Linked DNA regions of Mus musculus: all the other regions are linked to region 2. Evidence: chromatin loops called from intact Hi-C (ENCODE). Cell type or tissue: left cerebral cortex. All regions are shown on one strand.

Evidence for each region. Peaks named below come from ENCODE experiments on the same cell type or tissue, not always from the same donor. Only the 100,000 strongest peaks of a DNase experiment are listed, where the experiment ranks them.
Region 1: it touches region 2 in a loop (5-fold over the local background); 12 of 42 quality-filtered maps call a loop at or near these places.
Region 3: a loop joins it to region 2, with 3 times the contacts of the local background. A loop is called at or near these places in 28 of 42 quality-filtered maps.

Annotation. Positions count from the first base shown.
Region 1 is chr15:75,615,558-75,618,057 of GRCm38, forward strand. Zfp41 (zinc finger protein 41) reads left to right here and starts at 1,127. Exons shown (of 3, transcript NM_001044718.2): 1 at 1,127-1,263; 2 at 2,487-2,500. In left cerebral cortex, a CTCF peak has its summit at 1,089; DNase peaks (open chromatin) are centred at 54, 329 and 997; H3K4me3 peaks cover 2,113 bases; H3K27ac peaks cover 1,388 bases.
Region 2 is chr15:75,547,603-75,550,102 of GRCm38, forward strand. No RefSeq gene overlaps it. Among named protein-coding and RNA genes, the nearest start is that of Ly6h, 18 kb to the right of the region's middle. In left cerebral cortex, CTCF peaks have their summits at 529 (motif pointing left) and 1,454 (motif pointing right); DNase peaks (open chromatin) are centred at 836, 1,461 and 1,931; H3K27ac peaks cover 726 bases.
Region 3 is chr15:75,659,089-75,661,588 of GRCm38, forward strand. The region is part of intron 12 of Top1mt (DNA topoisomerase 1, mitochondrial); the gene reads right to left. Among named protein-coding and RNA genes, the nearest start is that of Top1mt, 18 kb to the right of the region's middle. In left cerebral cortex, a CTCF peak has its summit at 1,323 (motif pointing left); DNase peaks (open chromatin) are centred at 1,295 and 2,256.

The sequences.
Region 1 (2,500 bases), 68 kb after region 2:
GGAGGGCGGGGGGGGGGGCGCTGCTTCCCAACAACCTTGTAAACACGTCCTTCAGTGGACAAAGGATCCCAAAGCTGTGATGCACACAGCGCAGAGGCAGCTGTTCAGGAGGCTGAATGAACCACCATTCAATACACAGCCACTCTTGTGAATCTAGACAGCGATGCCTGAATGATAATCGGCAAGCTCCGCCAAGTTGCACGCTGGACAATTACATTTATCTAGCATGTTGGCGTTGAATCTAAACGGATGAGGTGGAGACGACACTTAAAGAAAGGGTCTGTTAGAGGTTTGATACAGGCTTCTGCAGCACAGGAGGCACTAACACTGTGTACTAGTCATGTAAAATGGCGCCCCCAGGGAGACTTCACCAAGCACACAACAGCTCTCGATTCGTTTCTCATAACTTCATTCTCCAAGCGCCGTGGGCCACACCTATCGTCCCAGGACTCGACCGAGGCAAGAGATTGCTAGTTCTAAGCCAGCCTAACCAAATATAATAGTGGAGAATATACCCAGAAAGTCGAAAGAGCACAAGAAGTGACTAGATTTAAATATCTGTAAAGGCCCGCGTTAAGGACAGAGCAGGGGACCCTGGCTTTGCCGGAAAGGAGGGGCGGGGTCGGATGATTCCAGGGGGCTACAGGCCGTGCACTACTGGGTCCGCCATCCCGGCGTGCCACAGATGGCAAACCCGATGACTGAGAAATAACACGAAGCCTGCAGAAGAAGGCTTGGAGTCCTGAGAAGAGGCGCACGCCGGGAGAAAGGCGCCGCCCGCAGCCCAGAAGCTTGCACAGGCACAGACGCCTGCTTAGCATCCTCTCAAGCGAAGCTCGAGCCCGCAGCCACAGCATCACAAGGAGCGAGGGCAGTGTCTCCTAGAGCCGACCCGAAGGGGCGGGGAGAGGTAGGCGGGCCTACGGCCGCAGCACGGGATCACAGAGAGGCCGGGCGGCTGCTCCTAGAGCGACACCAGAAGGGCGTGAACGAGCAGGCGGGGCTCCGGAGCTTGCGGCGGTACCACCGAGAACCCGGCAAGGGTCCTAGAGCGGCACTGGAGTGGGTTTCGAGCGGTGGGCGGGGCTTAGGGTGCGCGGCAGCACCACCGAGAGGCCGGGGAAGGTAGAGCGGCACCAGAGGGGCGGGCGCCTTTAGGCGCGGGAGTGGCGGGCTCAAGTGGGCATTGTTAACGGTCGCCCGCCCGCCGGTCAGCCTGCTTACGGCCACGTTCCGCCGGCGTCTGTGCTCGGCACCCATCAGGTACTCTCTGCGTGTGTGCACGGTAGCCCCGACCGGGCGAAGGCCGGCTTCTGAGTCGTTTCTCTGTGGACCACCTCGGCGGTGTTGCAGAGGTCCTTGGAGGCGGGGAAGGTGGGCCGGGCTACCTAGCGAAGCCCCTTGTTGCTGGATGCATTGAGCGCCTTATCCTGCCGGCTCCAGCAGCTCCTTGATGGACCTGAGTCCCTAGGTCAGCGGAATTCAACTAAGTTGCCTGAATCACTCGCACCTACTCCTGTGCACAGGCCTGTGAAGAGAGGGGGCAATAAGCTAAGTCGCTGGGGTCTTCTCTGGTTTTAATGACTATTTAAGTTTTCAGTGAGGATGGTCCTTGGTGAGCAGACACAGACACCTGGGTCCCGCTTGTCATTCCTCTCACCAGAGTGATGGTGTTTGAATTGGTACTGAGTGATGCTGCAGACAGGGACTCTCAGGTGTCTCCTGAGCTGTCCCACAAAAGACAAACACTTTCAGATGCTGACATAGAGCAAACAGTCACCTAGCCGCCTGGATCTTGGACTCTGAATCCGGATAAGAATTTTATCTGCTGGGTTAGATATGTGGGTATTTGTCAAATGCTTAGAACAAAATACAGTGTGTTCCCAAAGTGTTTTTGGGAAAGTGTGGGTGCTCTAGATGGAACTGCCAGCAGAGCCCACCCCTTTGGGCCTCTGGGAGTAAAGGGGATGGTGCAGGTTTAGAGATAAAGAGGGGTCACATAGAGAGAGCCTCATCAATACAAGAGGCATCCTTTGGGGGTCTGATGGGGTTTGCTGTGGATTATGAGGAGAGCCCTGAGTTTTCCAGGCTCAGAACCAGGCTGTTGTATGGTAGAGTTACTTCCTACTCCAGGGTGTTTGCACAGTCCCAATGTGGGCGGGTAGAGAGGATAAGGAAGAACGGGGAAGGTTCTGTTTGGGGAGGTGGAAAATGGCCATCGGTCCATGATGGCTATGGCTTTCTCTGGGATGAGTGAAAATCTTGTCTTCAGGCCCAGGAGTGTCTGTGGCTGAGTGAGAGAGTCACTCAAAGAGATGAGCATACAGTGGACCAGAGGCTCTGAGCTCAGCTTATAGGCCTGGGGCTAGAGCTCTGGGGAGTCCACTTTAGTCTGAGGGGCTCATCATGTGAGCAGCTGGAAAGACAGTGGAGCTGCAGAGAGCTAAGAGCTGCCTCTGACCTGTTGTTCATGCTTTTGCCTCCAGAAGCAAGACGACCG
Region 2 (2,500 bases):
TGGGTTCTGGAACTAGAAGCTAGGTCTGCTGGAAGAGCAGCCAGGGCTCTTAACCACAGATCTACCACTCCAGCCCTGGCCCTTGGCCTTTTGTTTACTTGGTCTTAGTTTTGTTTTATTGTTTTGTTTTTGATACAGAGTCTTGCCATATAGCCAAGCTGGTCTCAAACTCCTAATCTTCCTGCTTCAGACTTCCAAGTGCAGTCAGTATAAATGCCCAGCATCATGACAGTTGACCAAAATCCTGACATTAGAGAGAAAGAGACAAGTTCAATTGGAGGGCTTCATGGGGGTGGAGATCTATGCCTTCACACTTGTGCCACCAGCCAACATGGCCTATGTGACCAGCTGGCAGTGTTGGGACTCCGTGCTCCTTATTACAGGTGGAGAGATGGGGCTGGTGAGATGGCTCAGTGGGTAAGAGCACCCGACTGCTCTTCCAAAGGTCTGGAGTACAAATCCCAGCAACCACATGGTGGCTCACAACCATCTGTAACAAGATCTGACGCCCTCTTCTGGTGTGTCTGAAGACAGCTACAGTGTACTCATATACATTACATGAATAAATAAATAATTAATTAAATAAAATTTTTTAAGAAAGGCTCCTGAAGAGCTAGCTGTTCTTGTCTGAGACTTGACTCTGTGGCTGTTGCCAGGCAGCAGAACCACTCAGTGTCTCTTTGCCTGTGAGTCCTGTGATGGGGGGTGGTGTAAAATGGAAGAACTGGAATGGATGCTCTTTAGAGATCCAAGTGAGACAAGCCCCAAGGGGAATTGTGCCAACAGAAGGGATGTTTCAGAGCTCTGAGATCCCCAGGGCAAGAGTGTAACTCTCCAGTCCTCCTTCCCCGATCCCAGGCTCACCAAGGACCAGTAGTGGAGAAACTGCAGACCTGGCTTCCCAGCCAAGAGGGGCTTACCTGGATAATCCCAGAATCAGTGAATGGCACCCTAGCAACTCTCTTCACTGAGCACCTGGAGCCACTGCTCAGAGGATGTTGCAATGCTGTCTTTATCACCCCATTGTTTCTCGAGAGAAGTGCTGGTTCAATGCTGAAGAGCCCATGAGGGGAGTGTCATGGTCTAGCTCTGGCTCAAGACTCTGTCTGTGCTAATGTCCACATGTGATGGACATCTTGCAGCCTGCTCCAGGTCAGATGTGAGCCAACAAATATGCCAAGAGGATAACACATATGGAAGGAACTCTAGAGCAGCCTCACATGAGTGTACACAACTTAGTGGCTTGGTAGCATTGGTGAGCCACCTGAGGTACACCCACAGAAGCCTTCAGATATTCCTGGGGGCTTTGAGTCTCTACCTAACCCCTCATGTAAGGCTGAACTTGAGCAAGAAGCAGAGCAGGAAGTAGTGCTACGTCTGTGCTTCCTAATGGGGCAGACTGCTCATAGCCATGCAGTGGCTAAAGAAGATCACTTGCCATCCCTCATATGGACACCAGAGGGCCCACTCCTCCAGGAGATGGCTCAGCAGACATAGGGGCCCCCACCACCACTAGTGAAATAGGTCACCTTCAACACCTCCAGGAGAGGGCTGTTGTCCTCCCTTCTCCCAGGGTTATTGGACAATCTGGTTTTCTTAAAGGCCAATAGTAAGAGTGAGATTAGGAAATTATTTGTGTGTTTTGCTGTGTGTGTTTCAGCAGGGCATCGCTGATCAAAGTGACCCCTGGCTGGTTTCTAATAGTGCAAGTCTCAAAACAAAAAGGGGGAAACCTGACTTTTCCACCTCAGCCAGCTGTGCTGAGCATGTTCTCCCAGGGGGTGGGTAGGTGCGAGCGTCCAGAGCACCATAACAACACACAGGAGGTGTCTACACAGTGCCACCTGAAAGTCATCTGCACAATCAAGAAGCAACCCAGATGCTACTGAACAAACCCCCTCAGCACACTGCTCACTGGGAAGAGGGAGCCAGGAGAAAGCCATCCCTGCCAAAAGACAGCAACATCTTGGTGAGCGTCTCCAGGGAAACCGGTGTGGAACTCAGTGCCAAGCAGCACCTGAAACAAACACGTGGAACAAAAAAGAATGTCTAGAAAAGGGCAGGCAAAGCTCGAGCTGAATACCTTACCTTGTTGGGGCTTAAACCAGCAGCCCACTCCTGTCCTTATCACTCAGATATGCCAGAGTTGGTTGAGGTTCCCTGGGCCAAGATAGTGACCAGGCATGCCCAGGTCTAGCCCATAGCTAGGGCACCTTCCAACCTTCCCCAGAGCCCACCCTCCCAGGAAGCTGGCATCTGCATCCAAGAACCCTCTGTCGTCCTCATGTCCCTCTCCAATCTAGAGCCTTAGTGGCCTTGAACACAAGGGTCTAAGTGGCCTCACTGCCCCAGTCCCTCACCTAGTTTTGTTTCTGTTGCTGTGATTAAAAAAAAAAAAAAACAGAACAAACAAACAAAAAACAACAAAGCGACTTAGGAGAGAAAGAGTTGCTTTGATAAAACACCATAGTCCAAAGAAGCATAGGGATGAAGGAGTTTA
Region 3 (2,500 bases), 110 kb after region 2:
AAAGCCCCCGTAAGGGCACCGCGGAGCCCTCCACCAAATGCCTACAGAGCCACCAGCACCAGGTCTCCAATAGAGGAGGGAAACACGTCCCAACTCATTTTCTGGAGCCAGCATTACTCTGATCAAACCAGACAAAGGCATCCCACCCTCTGGAAACAGAAGAGAAGCTGCAAAGGAACGGAAGCCCAATTCTGCATGAGATAAAGGGCAGAGATCACAGCCATGGGCATGCAACTGGAACAGGCGGACAAACCCCACCGTCATCTCAGAAAGGACACCTGACAGTCCCCAGCACCCATCATGGTCACACGTGTGCACACACAACCCTGCAAATCCCGGGAGAAGTATCCATGCAAGCACACAGTGACCACCATGCTGACGACTGAGACCAAAAGCTCTGTCTCTCAGGTTGGATGCAAGACACAGTGACACCACAGACTGTTAACGCTGCTCTGGTCTAGCCAAGTCAAAAAAAGGAAGCGGAAGATCCCCATGCCAAACAAGAATAACTGAGCAACTCCATGTGCACGGGTGGTGTGACTATCCACCTGCACACACTGTGGCAGAAGCAACCATTGAGAGCAGGAAACGAGGCCAACAGACCACCAGCAGCTGCATTGCCGTAAGTTAGGTGGTCACCCAGGGTGGGGCAAGTCACCAGAGCTAGGCTTGGCTAGCTACCCACAGGACAGCCCACAGGACAGGCTGGCCTATGGGTGGTGCCTGGAATTAGTATTTCACGAGGGTTCCTGCTATTCTTGCTCATTAGGCTCAATATGTTCCACAGACAGACAACATAGTTCATGCTGAGCCTGGATTTCCTTCTTAAAGTCTGGGTCTTGGCTCATGGGAAAGGGCTCAGAAACTTTCCAGATAGACGGGTGTCTTGCATATGTGGTCCCTCGAATGTCATCCCGTTTGTGGTGCCAAGAATAAAGGGAGCAAATCAAGAAGGAGCCTGAGTACACAGATGTTTTCTTCCCTTGTGAAAATTTCCCTTCACTGATCCTGCCTCCTTTGCTGCATGCTCAGCTCCCAGCATATGCTACACCCTCGGGCATCAACCCAGATGTGCCCCTGGGGATACACAGGGGTGACTCTGAAACACAATGGAAGTCCTATAGCAAAAGAAAGGTCAGAGCGTGGTGGCCAACACTCCTCTGTGCCCCTGGAGCCTGGACTCAAAGCAACATCTCAGTGGTAAGGAAGCAGCAGAGAAGATGAGCACGGGCTGCTCTTCCAGAGACTCAGACTTGATTCCAGACAACACAAGGCAGCTCACAACCATCTGTGACTCCAGTCCCCGAGGAGCTGATGCCCCCTGCTGGTCCCCTTGGGCATTCTGTACACATGCATACATGCAATCAAAACTTCCATACGCATAAAAATAAATATATAATTTTTAAAAATGATAGGGTAAGATGTCAAAATCACCTGGGGGCAGGAAGGGACTAGGTGTGGTGGCACATACCTTTCACGCCAGCACTCAAGAGGCAGAGGCATCAGATCTCTGTGAGTTCAAAGCCCCCGCCCAAAATAAAAAACCAACAAATAAAAGGAGAGATGAAAGACTCTACATCTAAGCACACGAGTGAAACTGGTGCACTGTGTAACACTTAGTCTTCACCGTCATAAGCACAGAGGGCTCAGCGCCATAAAAGGTGCAGGGATGGGGCTGGGGCAGTGTTAAAGGCCACAGATGTTTCTGTAGCCGGTGGGAGTGTTGGAACTGAAACCCTGAGTGTTAAGGTTTGAAAAGTCTTCCTAAGTATCCTGACCACGGTTTTGCCTCCTGGAAGCCTTGGGAGGAAACAGACTAGAGGAGGATCCGCTCAGAGCTCAGAGGTAGAGTCAGGTTGCTAGTGAGCTCTGGGGCTGGGCCACCTGGCACCCAAAGGCCGGGGACTCTGGACTGATACCCCTTTTCTGACTCTAACATGTTGAGGTGCAAAGGCTCAGGACTGGACTCAGCTCCAGACCACCTCTCTGGGGTCCTGAGTTCACAGATCTCCCAGTTGGTCCTGGTCCTGACCTAAACCTGGCATTGCCTGCCACAGCAGCTCTACCAACTTTGGGCACTCTGGAGTCCTAAGCTGAGCGCCTCTGCTGCCTGTCTGCTGGGAGCCTAACACTGGCCACCATGGGAAATCAGGAGTGGCAGCCTGTGTCCATTCCTAGCCCATGGATCCTGTAACTGCTGCCTCAGCACAAGGCCCACCAGATGGGACTCAGCCCTGGAGGACTCGATGCTGATGTCAGCCTCCTGCACGAGCAGTTTGCAGCCTCTGACAAAGAGCCTGATTACATCCTGCCTTCCCCTGGGGAGGCAGTGTGGCTGTCAGACACAGTCTGCTCCAAATGGGGCTGGCTACTGCCTAAGTGAGCAGGAGGAACTCCTGGACAGGGCACATGAGCCCTCTTCCCCAGGACACAGCCTGCATGTGAGTTTAAAGCCCCATCTGTGAAAACGTTCCTGTCCAGATGTGGCCTCTAGATGGGA